Linked DNA regions of Homo sapiens: all the other regions are linked to region 3. A link is a contact called in ENCODE Hi-C or POLR2A ChIA-PET data. All regions are on one chromosome and are shown on one strand. The core of a region is the stretch at or near the end of the contact, and the rest is flanking DNA. Distances in the headings are between cores, read along the strand shown.

The links. Hi-C counts contacts between places; a loop is a spot of excess contacts on that map. ChIA-PET counts read pairs that join two places held with the same protein, here RNA polymerase II (POLR2A). Pooled maps may share reads with other maps.
Region 1: a loop to region 3 is called in a pooled map, with 38 times the contacts of the local background. The contact joins the promoter of LSM4 here to the promoter of RFXANK in region 3. A Hi-C loop is called at or near these places in 1 of 37 single-sample maps with no recorded cell type and 7 of 50 pooled maps. POLR2A ChIA-PET finds 5 or more read pairs at or near these places in 2 of 52 experiments (HEK293T and PC-9).
Region 2: a loop to region 3 is called in a map of B cell, with 14 times the contacts of the local background. The contact joins the promoter of ZNF14 here to the promoter of RFXANK in region 3. A Hi-C loop is called at or near these places in 1 of 168 maps with a recorded cell type or tissue (B cell) and 5 of 50 pooled maps. POLR2A ChIA-PET finds 5 or more read pairs at or near these places in 2 of 52 experiments (CD4-positive, alpha-beta T cell and GM12878).
Region 4: a loop to region 3 is called in a pooled map, with 15 times the contacts of the local background. The contact joins the promoter of UBA52 here to the promoter of RFXANK in region 3. A Hi-C loop is called at or near these places in 3 of 37 single-sample maps with no recorded cell type and 9 of 50 pooled maps. POLR2A ChIA-PET finds 5 or more read pairs at or near these places in 2 of 52 experiments (GM10248 and H1).

What each region holds. Positions count from the first base shown.
Region 1 is chr19:18,321,454-18,324,721 of GRCh38, reverse strand. LSM4 (LSM4 homolog, U6 small nuclear RNA and mRNA degradation associated) reads left to right here and starts at 1,646. Exons shown (of 5, transcript NM_012321.5): 1 at 1,646-1,704. The coding sequence starts at 1,702. It overlaps LOC105372300 (a long non-coding RNA gene), which reads right to left. Exons shown (of 2, transcript XR_007067157.1): 2 at 2,725-2,988. RefSeq lists enhancers at 505-1,107, 1,306-1,525 and a silencer at 1,586-1,765.
Region 2 is chr19:19,731,625-19,734,667 of GRCh38, reverse strand. ZNF14 (zinc finger protein 14) reads left to right here and starts at 1,556. Exons shown (of 4, transcript NM_021030.3): 1 at 1,556-1,712. The coding sequence starts at 1,710. RefSeq lists a silencer at 1,901-2,050.
Region 3 is chr19:19,190,838-19,193,952 of GRCh38, reverse strand. RFXANK (regulatory factor X associated ankyrin containing protein) reads right to left here and starts at 1,695. Exons shown (of 10, transcript NM_003721.4): 1 at 1,399-1,695; 2 at 853-993; 3 at 1-14. The coding sequence starts at 6. It overlaps BORCS8-MEF2B (BORCS8-MEF2B readthrough), which reads left to right and starts at 1,801. Exons shown (of 12, transcript NR_027308.2): 1 at 1,801-1,872. BORCS8 (BLOC-1 related complex subunit 8) reads left to right here and starts at 1,801. Exons shown (of 6, transcript NM_001145784.2): 1 at 1,801-1,872. The coding sequence starts at 1,836. RefSeq lists an enhancer at 829-918.
Region 4 is chr19:18,570,362-18,573,312 of GRCh38, reverse strand. It overlaps UBA52 (ubiquitin A-52 residue ribosomal protein fusion product 1), which reads right to left and starts at 1,456. Exons shown (of 5, transcript NM_001033930.3): 1 at 1,404-1,456; 2 at 1-20. The coding sequence starts at 12. RefSeq lists enhancers at 91-767, 1,406-1,745, 1,956-2,075, 1,446-2,122.

The sequences.
Region 1 (3,268 bases), core at 397-2,896, 870 kb after region 3:
ATGAAGATTGTCTTCATTCCTTTTTATAGCTGTATTACTCTATTATTTGGTCGCATTGGGTTTTTTTCAGTCTTTTGATATTATGAATAATGTCAATAAATAGCATCAGTCATTTAAAAACGAGGCTGGGCGTGGTGACTCATGCCTGTAATCCCAGCACTTTGGGAGGCCAAGGTGGAAGGATCACCTGAGGTCAGGAGTTCGAGGCCACCTCCTGGCCAACATGGCAAAACCCCGTCTCTGCTAAAAATACAAAAATTAGCTGGGCATTGTGGCATGTGCCTGTAATCCTAGCCACTCGGGTGGCTGAGGCAGAAGAATCCCTTGAACCCAGGAGGGAGGGGTTGCAGTGAGCTGAGATCGCACCACTGCACTGCAGCCTGGGTGATAGAATGAGACTCCATCTCAAAAAAAAAAGAACAGGGTCTTCGCAGATGTAATTAAGGATCTTGAGATGACATTATCCTGAAATTTATGGTGGACTTAATAAGAGAAAGGAGTGTCCTTTACAAGAAAAAGGAGCGGCCGGGCTCGGTGGCTCACGCCTGTAATCCCAGCACTTTGGGAGGCAGAGGAGGGAGGATTGCTTGACCCCAGGAGTTCGAGACCAGCCTGGACAACATAGGGAGACCCTGTCTCTACTACAAAAAAAAAAAAGAAAAAAAAAAGGAGAGATACATTTGAGACTCAGAGACACACAGAGAAGGCCAAGTGACGACAAAGGCAGAACGCGGAAGGCTGCATCTACAAGCCAAGAACTCCAAGGATTCCCAGCAGCCACCAGAACCCAGGAGAGAGGCATAGGACACACAGATTGTCCTCAGAGCCTCCAGAGGGAGCCAACTGTGCTGACAACCTCACTTCATTATTCTGATCTCTTGAATTGTGAGAAAATCACGTTCTGTTGTTTTAAACCTCGCAGTGTGTGGGCATTTGTTACAGCAGGCCCCAGAAAACTAATAGCATTCGCCTATTTACTTTGTTTACTGTCTGTCTCCCTGAGGGCCACGAATTTTGTGTTTTGTTCATTCTGTGAGCAGAAACAGGCACAGAGTAGGTAATAAGTACTTAATATGTGCCAGACGCTGTTTTAAGTGCTTTTACATGGTTTCATTCATTTCATCCTTACAGTAAGCAACGTTTTGGAGCAGACACTACTATTTACAGGGAGCAAACTGAGGCCCCGAGGGTCGTGGTCAGGATTCCAACCTATTAAATGATGTTCCCTGGATAATTACAGAATCAGAAAACTAGGAGTCGGAAGGGCAACATCAGGCACGGCCCAATCACCACGAAGCCTCGATTTCTCTCTCTCTACTGCAAACGAAAGGCATTAACTGGCTTTGCCCACAGCGTGGAGCCCAGGAGACCGACGAAGGTTTCACCTGCGCACGCATTTCCTCACAATGCACCCCGCGCCGGCGCGCGTTGCTCCGCCTCCTTTTGCATTACAAGCCGCGGCACTTTACGGCTCTCGTCCTCGTTCCTCCGGCGGGAACACGGCCCGCCCCGCCCTTTCGCCCAGCGGGCCCCGCCCTACTCCGCGTGGATTGGTTGACCGCCCTTCGAGCCCGGTGCTGACTGGCTTGCGTCTCTGCCACTTTCTTTCAGCTTAGTGGCGCGCGGCGCGGCGACGACCGCCGGGAGCGTGTGCAGCGGCGGCGGCGGAAGTGGCCGGCGAGCCCGGTCCCCGCCGGCACCATGGTGAGGGCAGGGCAACTGCGGGGTCTCACCGGGAGGCGGGAACAGCAGTCGTTGGGATCCCTGCGGGCGGGCGCTGTGGGCTTGGTTGGCGCGGGGCGAACGTAAGGTCCGAGCCTCGAGTCCCGCCCCCCGGCACGAGGCTGGGAAACTGAGGCCGGAGACTGCAGGTGGCTCTATCACGTTCGTGTCTGGGATTTAGGGTTGCACGGACTTGTATCCACAGTACAGTGGCCTCGCCTTAGTTAGTTTTCCCAGTTTGCAGGTGGGGAAACTGAAGTAAAAAAAAAAAAGGTGGGGATCCGCCAAATGCAGCAGAGAGTTTTTGGGCAGGGAAGGGGTCCCTTACGCTTCGGGCCCAGTCTGACCTCCCTGATTGAAAACTAGAGTGCTGGGAAGTAGGGGGCCAGTCTGAGTTGTGAAACTTAGTTTTAGGAATTTCAGAGCTTGCAAGATGCTAGCAGCACAGCCTCCTAGGCCTCTTGGTTTCTGGCTGAAAAGCAGGCCTGGTGCTGGGGTGTGGTGTTTCTCCTTGGGTCACATAGCATGTCATTCCAGCGGAAGGGGGCGTTTTGAGCTAGGGGTGGACAAAGTACATCCTCCCAATACAAAGAAGGAAAAATTGCGGCCCAGGTCTCTGCAGGGCCCATTGTTTATGATTCTGGAAGTTCTGGATCTGGGCTAGAAAGTGCCCGTGTCCCCCACTGTGCAGATCGGAAAAGGAATTCAGAGCTGGGAGTTTCCTGGCCCATCAGCTTCTGGTCCTTCTTTTTTCAATGAGAGAAACCAAGGCCCTTGTTGGGGATGTGACTTCCAGACTCTGTGAGACAGTGGGAGATTCAGTAACCAGGAGGGTCCCCCAGGGGTGGCTGCATCAGAACTGTGGATTAGTGAGAACTCTCCCTAAATCCGGCTGGTCAGTGTGTAACCACCCAATGGGTTCACCTTGCCTGTCTTCCTAGACAGATTTATCAAGACAGGGGAATTGCAGTGGAGAAAGAGTATTTCACACAGAGCCAGCTATGCAGGAGACCAGAGTTTTATTATTGCTCAAATCAGTCTCCGCTGAGCATTAGGGGATCCGAGTTTTGAAAGATAATTTGGCGGGTAGGGGCTCAGGAAGTGGGGAGTGCTGATTGGTTGGAGCTTCCTGAGGTCGATGGAGTCATCGACGGGAGTGTTGAAGTGAGGTTTTCTTGCTGTCTTCTGTTCCTGGGTGGGATCGCAGGACTGGTTGAGCCAGATTACTGGTCTGGGTAGTGTCAGCTGATCCGTCAAGTACGGGGTCTGCAAAATATCTCAAGCACTGATCTTAGATTTTATAATAGTGATGTTATCCCAAGGAGCAATTTGGGGAGTTTCAGACTCTTGCAGCCAGAGGCTGAAGTTACCTAAATGGTAATTTCTAATCTTGTAGCTTATTTGTTAGTCCTACAAAGGCAGACTGGTCCCCAGGCAAGAAGAGGGTCTTTTCGGGAAAGGGCTATTACCAATTTTGTTCCAGAGTCAAACTATAAACTAAATCCCTTCCCAAGGTTAGTTTGGCCTATACCTAGGAATAAGCAAA
Region 2 (3,043 bases), core at 307-2,806, 540 kb before region 3:
AAAGAAAGATAAATAGATCCAGAAAAATCCAGAAATTTGATATCTACATACAATAGAATACAATTCTATTCTATTGTATGTAGATTTAGGAACTGACTAATTTAGGAACTCTTTAAAAAATGTTTAAATAAAGCATTAAAAAGAAGTAAATTGGGGACAGGCGAGGTGGCTCACACCCCCAGCACTTTGGGAGGCCAAAGAGGGCAGATCACCTGAGGTCAGGCGTTCGAGACCAGCCTGGCCAACATGGTGAAACTCTATCTCTACTACAATACAAAAATCAGCCGGGAGTAGTGGTGGGCGCCTGTAATCCTGGCTACTCAGGAAGCTGAGTCAGGAGAATCACTTGAACCTGGGAGGCAGAGGTTGCGGTGGCTGAGCGCCACTGCACTCCAGCCTGGGCAACGAGAGCGAGACTCCATCTCCAAAGGAAAAAAAAAGAAGTAAATTGGCCGGTGGCAGTGGCTCACACCTGTAATCCCAGCACTTTGAGAGGTCGAGGCAGGAGGATTGCTTGAACCTAGGAGTTCGAGACCAGCCTGGGCAACAGAAGGAGACACACATCTCTACCAAAAATTAAAATTAAAATTAAAACAATTAGCCAGGCCTGGTAGTGCGTGCGTGTAGTCCCAGATACTTAGGAGGCTCAGGTTGGAGGCTTGCTTGAATCCAGGAGTTGAAGCCTGCAGTGAGCAATGATCACACCACTGCACTTCAGCCTGGGCTACAGAGCAAAACCCTGTCTCTTAAAAAAAAAAAAAAGAAGAAGAGGCCGGGCGTGGTGGCTCACGCCTGTAATCCCAACGCTTTGGGAGGCCGAGGCCGGCAGATCACGAGGTCAGGAGATCGAGACCATCCTGACTAACACAGTGAAACCCCGTCTCTACTAAAAAAATACAAAAAATTAGCCGGGCGTGGTGGCGGGCGCCTGTATTCCCAGCTACTCGTGAGGCTGAGGCAGGAGAATGGCGTGAACCCGGGAGGCGGAGCTTGCAGTGAGCCGAGATGCGCCACTGCACTCCAGCCTGGGCGACAGAGCGAGACTCCGTCTCAAAAAAAAAAAAAAAAAGAAGAAATAAATCCTAACACATACTACAAGGTGAAGCTCGAGGACATTATGCTAAGTGAAATAAGCACGTCAGGAAAGGACAAATACTTTATGACGCCATTTACATGAGATTCCCACAGTCAAATTCACGAACTCAGACAATGGAATGGAGGTTGCAAAAGACCCTGAGGGAAGGAGGTGCACGGGGAGTTGTGCAACGAGACAGATTTCAGTGTTGCAAGATGAAAACAATTCTGGAAATTGGCTTCACAATGTGAATGTATTTAACAGTACTGAAGAGAACACTTAAAATGGATGGGAGGCAAAGAACACATTCGGTTTAAACGCAAACGTCCTGGCGGGGACAAGCCGGACTGAAGCCAGGCCAGCTCAACCACGCCCCTTCCTGCTCCGCTGTCACTCAGTGATAAAGAGGCGGGGCCATTGGATCTGTCCAATCAGGACCTCAGCTGAAAAGATGTGAGCGGCGCCACGCTGGGCCTGCGCAGTGCGGACGTCGCCATTCCTGGCCCATGGGAAGATTGCGTTTCACCTGCTCCTGAAGGCCGAAGGTGGCTCTAGCGCATCCTTTGTCGCGCCGTGACCTGCAGGTACTGACAGATCCGTAGGGAGGACACCGTGACTTCCCGGACGCTGGGAAATGGTGAGTGTGCGGGGCCAGTGTCCGAGGGGAGGTTTCTGGTTGGAACCGTCTGTGGCCGAGGCCGGGGACCTCCTTGCAGTCAACTCCGGGGTTTGCAGACCCGGGGGCCACCGCGGGCGCAGTTCGGCCCTCGGTCCTCTCTGTGGGAGCTGGACCCGCAGCCGGGAGCCCCAGCGTCCTGTCCCGTCCCCGCGGGGCGACCTCGGCCCCCGGTCCTGGAGCCCTCTATGGGCAGCTCTGCGCCCGCAGCCCCGCGTCTCCCCGGATTGTTCGGTGACAGCGGGAGGGTCCTGGGGAGATCCCATCTCGGTCTGTGGGGTTTGTGCGTTTAAGAAACCACTTGGTTGGAAACCTTACGATGAATCCACGGGTGCGTTTCCTCACTTGTGAGAACCGAAGCCTGGCTAGGTCCTTGCTGCCGGGGTCAGGTTCCTGTGGCTGTTCAAACGCCCCTGCCCTCATCACCAGGGACTGACCCCCTCTAGTGCTCCCAGCACTCAAGTCTGGGGGTGTTTTTGACCTTCTGAATGTGGGCTTTCTTTTCGAACTGCGGGGAAGGGGACTCCTTATCTTAACTGATCAGAAAGTTTGTGTTTCTTCCCTTTGGACTCCTTGATCAAATATTAATTCTAGCCACCCTTAATTCCAGTTTCCCTTCGCTCTGGGTAATTTTGTTCCCTTGCGTGAATGTGTGCGATTTTTAGTTTCTTTGGTTTCTGGATGGAATTAATTGTGAGCTTGTTCAGGTTCTTTTAAATTTTCTTGTTTGTGTGTGTTTATCTGTGTGGTTTCTACCCAAGAGATTTCGCCTATGTTGGAGTGCCATGATGATGCAAAATCTCTGTATGTCATTTGTTCCGTATATAAGTGGTAAGCATTTTTTTTTGTGTGTGACGGAGTCTCGCTCTGTCGCCCGGGATGGAGTGCAGTGGCGCGATCTCCAGCTCACTGCAAGCTCCGCCTCCCAGGTTCAAGCCATTCTGCCTCAGCCTTCCCAGTAGCTGGGACTACAGGCGCCCGCCACCACGCCCAGCTAATTTTTTTGTATTTTTAGTAGAGACGGGGTTTCACCGTGTTAGCCAGGATGGTCTCGATCTCCTGACCTTGTGATCTGCCCGCCTTGGCCTCCCAAAGTGCTGGGATTACAGGCGTGAGCCACCGCGCCCGGCTAAGTGGTAAGCTTTGAGGTGTTTGTGAGAGTGATGTTTATGACACACACCACTTTGATACATTCTGATTGTAAGTGTATGTTGTGATTTTTTCTTTCCTCGTGTGGTTGTAATAGGTCAGTGTGTTTTTCTCTGAGCAATTAACCAGTGGAAGGTTCCTAA
Region 3 (3,115 bases), core at 446-2,945:
CTCCATGGGGAAAGCTGGCGGAGGTGTCAGAAGGGGAGAGATGACAATAATTATCAACAGTTATAATAAAGTAGGCACCGACTGCATACCTAGCCTTGCACTGTGAGGGTGGGTAAACTGAGGTCCAGGTTAATTACCAGAGCCAGGGAAATGAAAACCAGAGTCCAACTGCTTTCGAGGTCTACCATTCCCCACCACCAAAGCACCTACAATGTGCAATGTTTAAGAGCCTGGGCTCTGGCAGGGCACAGTGGCTCACGGCTGTAATCCCAGCACTTTGGGAGGCCGAGGAGGGTGGATCATGAGGTCAGGAGTTCGAGACCAGGCTGGCCACCATGGTGAAACCCCATCTGTACTAAAAATACAAAAATTAGCCAAGCGCGGTGGCGGGCGCCTGTGATCCCAGCTACTCGGGAGGCTGAGGCAGAATTGCTTGAACTCGGGAGGTGGAGGTTGCGGTGAGCAGAGATCGCACCACTGCACTGTAGCTGGGGCGACAGAGCAAGACTCTGTCTCAAAAAAAAAAAAAAAAAAAAAAAAGAAAGGAAAAAAAAGCCGGGGCTCTGGGGTCAGCTGTCTGGGTTCGAATCCCTCAATTTATAGGCCGTGAGAACTTGGGCACGTGACTTAACCTTTGAGCCTCAGTTTCCTCCACGACAAAATGTGGAAATGAGACCTACAACGAATTATGTCTGTACATAGCTTATCGGGGGATCTGCTAAGCGTGGAGCTCAATAAATATTCGCTATGGTTGTTGGGAGGGGCTCCCCATAATGAGTGACGGCTCAACAAAGGTGCGATTGGTCCCAGTCCCACCCGAGCCTCCTAAATCGATCCAGGAGGTCCACTCACCTCCCCACGAGCCTCCTCTGTCCCCCCGCGCCGAAAGCCCAGTTCTCTCAAAACTTGGGGGCCCAAGTCACAAACTTTTCTCTTCCAATGGATATAGCAGGAGGCAAACTGGAGACCGGACCCTCAGCGATCTGGCTTCCTCTGCCGGGACAGAAAGCAACTTGATACTCGACCGCTACCCCCACCCCAGAGCTCCCCCACTGCGCTTGCGCACCCCCGCCCCCCAAAAGTGAGGAAGGGCCCGGGCAGTAAGTGCTGCCTCTGGCCCTTTAAGACTTAGGGGAGGGCGTGGGTTCCGCTGGGGTCCTGGGAGGGCAGTTGCGCCTGCGCCTTCTTTTCCCCTCCTCACCGACTCGGAGGGAATGGGCGGGGCCTAAAGGGCTCTGAGAATTTCACTACGCCTGCGCCCGCTCACCTTTACCCTGCCCACAGATTTTTCCAGAGGGAGCCAATTGGCTCCGGCTTCGGGTAGATGGGCGGGGCTATCTCAAGAAGAAGAAGTAGGGGAAGTACGCGGGGCGTCTGGAACTTAAAGGGGCAGCGTACCTTGGCCGTCCCGTTCCACAACAAGGTCCCTTCTGCGGTCTCAAAGGCTTATAAGCAAGGGCGGGGGCAGAGGGCTAAAGAAGGGAGTTTTTGCGGCCCGAGTGGGTAATGCGTGGAGGACTCCCCCAACTCGTCTCTCAAGGAAAAGGGGGTTCAGAAAGGGAGAGAGTTCTTCCCCCTCTCCTGCCTGGGTGTCGCTCCACCAGCCTCCTGGCCGTCGCGCCCCCTCCTCACTGCGCCACCCCCGGGTGTGCCTCCTTCCCTGCGTCTCACACAGCCCCTTTCTTGTCCGCAAAGACTGAGGAGCGGGGAGGGCGGGCCCTCTGACACCGGAACAGGAGCCGTGCGGCGTCCGGTTTCAGCAGGGAAGGCTTAGGCGGGCGTCCCAACCTCCGGGCTTCCGGTGCCGTTTCCCGGTTCGCTCGGCCGCGGTCGCTATGGAGGAGCCGGAGATGCAGCTCAAGGGGAAGAAAGGTGGTGCGGGCCTGCGGGCGGGACAGAGGGGGCCGGTAACTTGTGGAGGGGCGGCCTGACAAAGGCCGGGCGCGGAGGGACCGTGCGAGGAGCAGTGATTGAACTGCCGTCCAATCCCAGCTCTGCCGCTGACTAGTTTTGAAACCTGTAGAAAGGCTCCGTGTCTGCTTTAATTACCGGTCCCCCCAGGATTGTTTCAAGAATTCAGTAGCTGAGGCTGGGAGTGGTGGCTTTGTAATCCCAGCACTTTGGGAGGCCTAGGCGGGAGGATCGCTTGAGCCCGAGACCAGCCTAGGTGACATAGTGAGATCTCGTCTCTAAAAAAATACAAAAATTAGCCGGGCGTGGTGGCGCACGCCTGTGGTCCCAGCTACTTGGGCGGCTAAGGTGGGAGGATTGCTTGAGCCCGGGAGGTCAAGGCTGCACTGCAGTGGGCTACGGTCGTGCCACTGCACCCCCAGCCTGGGTGACAAGTGAGACCCTGTCTAAAAAAAAAAAACTCAACAACCTGATATTTGTAATGCATTGGAAGAATCCCCGGGGCGTAGTAATCGCTGTGCGTCTTGTTTCCTTTTTTTTTTTTTTTTTTGAGACAAGGTATCACACTGTCGCCCAGGCTGGGGTGCGGTGGCGCGATCATGGCTCACTGTAGCCTCGATCTCTCTGGCGCGGGCGATCCTCTTGCCTCAGCTTCTCCAGTAGCTGGGACTACAAGTGCACACCACCACATCAGGCTAATTCTTTAATTTTTTTTTTTTTTGACGGAGTCTCGCTCTGTCACCCAGGCTGGAGTGCCGTGGGGGGATCTCAGCTCACTGCAACCTCAGCCCCCTGAGTAGCTAGGATTACAGGCACACACCCCCATGCCCAGCTAATTTTTTTGTATTTTTAGTAGAGACGGGGTTTCACCTTGTTGCTCAGGCTAGTCTCGAACTCCTGACCTCGAGTGATCCACCCACCTTGGCCTCCCAAAGTGCTGGGATTACAGGTGTGAACCACTGCACCCAGCTAATCCCCTATACTTTAAATCACCCTAGATTACTCACATCTAGAATACATAATACAGGCCTACACATCACTTCATTCACATGGATTCAAAGAAGTGCTTCGTGTAGGGCAGATTGAAGTTTTGCTTTTTGAAACTTTGTGGAATTTTTTTTTTCCTATTTTCCATCCACGGTTGGTTGAATCCACAGATTCGGGAACCATGGATAACGGAGGGCATGAGTATGAGGCATGAGCC
Region 4 (2,951 bases), core at 207-2,706, 620 kb after region 3:
AAAGATCTGCATGTTTGCGTCTGCAGGAGGAAGGGAGGCAGGATAGACTGGTGAGCAATGCATGCCTGAGTAGCACAAGCTCAGGTGCCTACACCACAGTTGCTATCCCTTTGCCTGCACCAAGTCCAACTGGTCCTGCCCCAGTACCTGTCTTCCTTTCACTCCTCCAAGCCTGGCCCTGCTAGGCTTCTCACACACCCTGGCCTGTAGTCTAAACATGTCCTGGAACTAAAGACCACATGTCCTCCACCCTCCTGACCGCACGGGTGCTCTTCAGGAACACAGACTGTGGTTATTCTCCTTAGGTTTAGCGGCGGAAGGACTCGTCAGTATCTCCTGATGGAATAAGTACCCTTTGGCATCATCTTGCTAGATCCATCTTCCCTGAAGGCGGTCCCACCCTCTTCCACGGCAGCCAGGTCCTGATCTGCACAGGCTGCTCCTGCTGCCAGCCTGGATGGGAAGCCATCCCCTACAACACACATGCCTTCCTGTCGCAGCCTCTCTCCTCTCTAACTCCAAGCTGGAGCACCCAACACTCTTAGCTTCCTTCTCAATTACACCAAAACTCTCCAGACCCCACTTCTTGCCTTGACCCCAAACCACGAACATCACTTAGTATCTACCAACCACCTGCCAAGCATTGTTCACATATAAAAGTTGACTTAAAAAGACAAAGAATCGACCGGGCGCAGGGGCTCATGCCTGTAATCCCAGCACTTTGGAAGGCCGAGGCAGACGGATCATTTGAGGTCAAGAGTTCAAGATGAGCCTGGCTAACATGGTGAAACTCCGTCTCTACTAAAACTACAAAAATCAACTGGGCGTGGTGGCAGGCGCCTATAATCCCAGCTACTCGGGAGGCTGAGGCAGAAGAATCGCTCGAGCCCGGGAGGTGGAGATTGCAGTGAGCCGAGACCGCACCACTGAACTCCAGCTTAGGCGACAGAGCAAGACTCCATCTGAAAAAAATACAAATAGTCTAAAGAAAAGTCTAAAAAGCAGACACTACCACCAGCTCCTCCTTACAGACGTAGTAATGGAGCCAGGTATGAAGACTCAGCTCGAGAAATTTAGTATTTCCAAAGCGACTGACGCAGTGACTGGCAGAGTTAACGCTACACGCTCAATACCCCTCTCTCATTAACTCGGATCTGCCCCGAGGACCTCTTCCCGCCCGAGGCCTCGTGGGGTCACGCTGGCAGGCAGAGCAGGCAGGCTCCTCTCCAAAACGGCGCTCGCCTCCTGGGCCCCGGTCTGGGCTCCGAGCCGTGGCCTCGCGAGCCCTGCCCAGCCACCCTGCCGAGACTGGCCCGCATGAGCCAGCTCAGGGCCGCCTCTTCTGCCGCCCAGGCCCCTGCAGCCTCCCGCAGCCCCCAACCCGCTCTCGGCCCGGCGCGAACCCGCACGACCGCCGCCACCAACCAGCTCGGCCGCCTCGCTGAAGAAAAAGAAGATAGCGGAACCGGAAACCACCTAATCGCCGCCGAAAGCGCTTGCGCACGGAGCACGCCGGACGCCTGCGTCACAATTCGCGCCGCGCCTTGGGCCCCGCCCTGCCGCCATCTTGGATGCTGGCGAACGAAGCCGCAGCGCACGTGGGTGAAGGTCGCCCACCCGCTTCCGGTTGTGGGCCCCGCCCGCCGAGTCACTTGAGACGATTGCACCTCTCCCCGTGTTTGCGTCCGCTGCCTCTAGGCCACTGACAACCGCTGGCGGTTGGCGGGCCCTCAGCGAATAGCTGAACGGAGTAGAGGAGAATGTTTTCTAATAAAGCAAAGGTATTAAGCAGAGGACTGCGGGTCCAGGACGCAGGAGTCGGGGCTGGGAAAGCACCTAACACCTGGAATCGGTTATTATAAAGCTCTCGGCCGCTGTGCCTGAATGGATTTCAGGACAGCAGCAGGGAGAGCAGACGGTACTACCGCATTCGCCCAGAAAGGTGGTGGTGCCTGACAAAAGGTGTCAAGCGGGACTCAGGATTTTTTTTTTTTTTTTTTTTGAGACGGAGTTTCGCTCTCGTTGCCCAGGCTGTAGTGCAATGGCGCGATCTCGGCTCACCGCAACCTCCGCCTCCTGGGTTCAAGCAATTCTCCTGCCTCAGCCTCCCGAGTAGCTGCGATTACAAGTGTGCGACACCATGCCTGGCCACTTTTGTATTTTTAGTAGAGACGGGGTTTCTCCATGTTGGTCAGGCTGGTCTCAAACTCGCGACCTCAGGTGATCCGCCCGCCTTGGCCTCCCAAAGTGCTGGGATTACAGACGTGAGCCACTGCAGTGTCTCTTTTCAGTGTAGGATCCAGATTTGTGGGTGGTTAAAAAGTGCCAGGGCGGGACCTGGGTCCGGTGACTCACGCCTGCACTTTGGGAGGCCGAGATGTGCGGATCACCTGAGGTCGGGAGTTCGAGACGAGCCTGACCAACATGGAGAAACCGCATCTCTACTAAAAATACAAAATTAGCTGGGCGTGGTGGCGCATGCCTGTAATCCCAGCTACTCAGGAGGCTGAGGCAGGAGAATCGCTTGAACCCGGGAGGCAGAGGTTGCAATTAGCCGAGAGAGTGCCATTGCACTACAGCCTGGGCAACAAGAGCAAAACTCCGTCTCAAAAAAGAAAAAAAAAATTACAAAAATTTTTCAGGTGTGGTGGCGGGTGCCTGTAATCCCAGCTACTCAGGAGGCTGAGGCAGGAGAATCGCTTGAATCCGGGAGGTGGAGGTTGCAGTGAGCTGAGTTCACGCCACTGCACCCAGCCTGGGTGACAGAGTGAGACTCCATCTCAAAAAAAAAAAAAAAAAAAAAAAGTGCCACGGCGGGTGCAGTGGTTCACACTTGTAATCCCAGCACTTTGGAAGGTCAAAGAGGGAGGATTACTTGAGGTCAGGAATTCACGACCAGCCTGGAAGACATAGTGAGACCCTGTCTCTACAAAAAAAAGTTTTATTTTGAA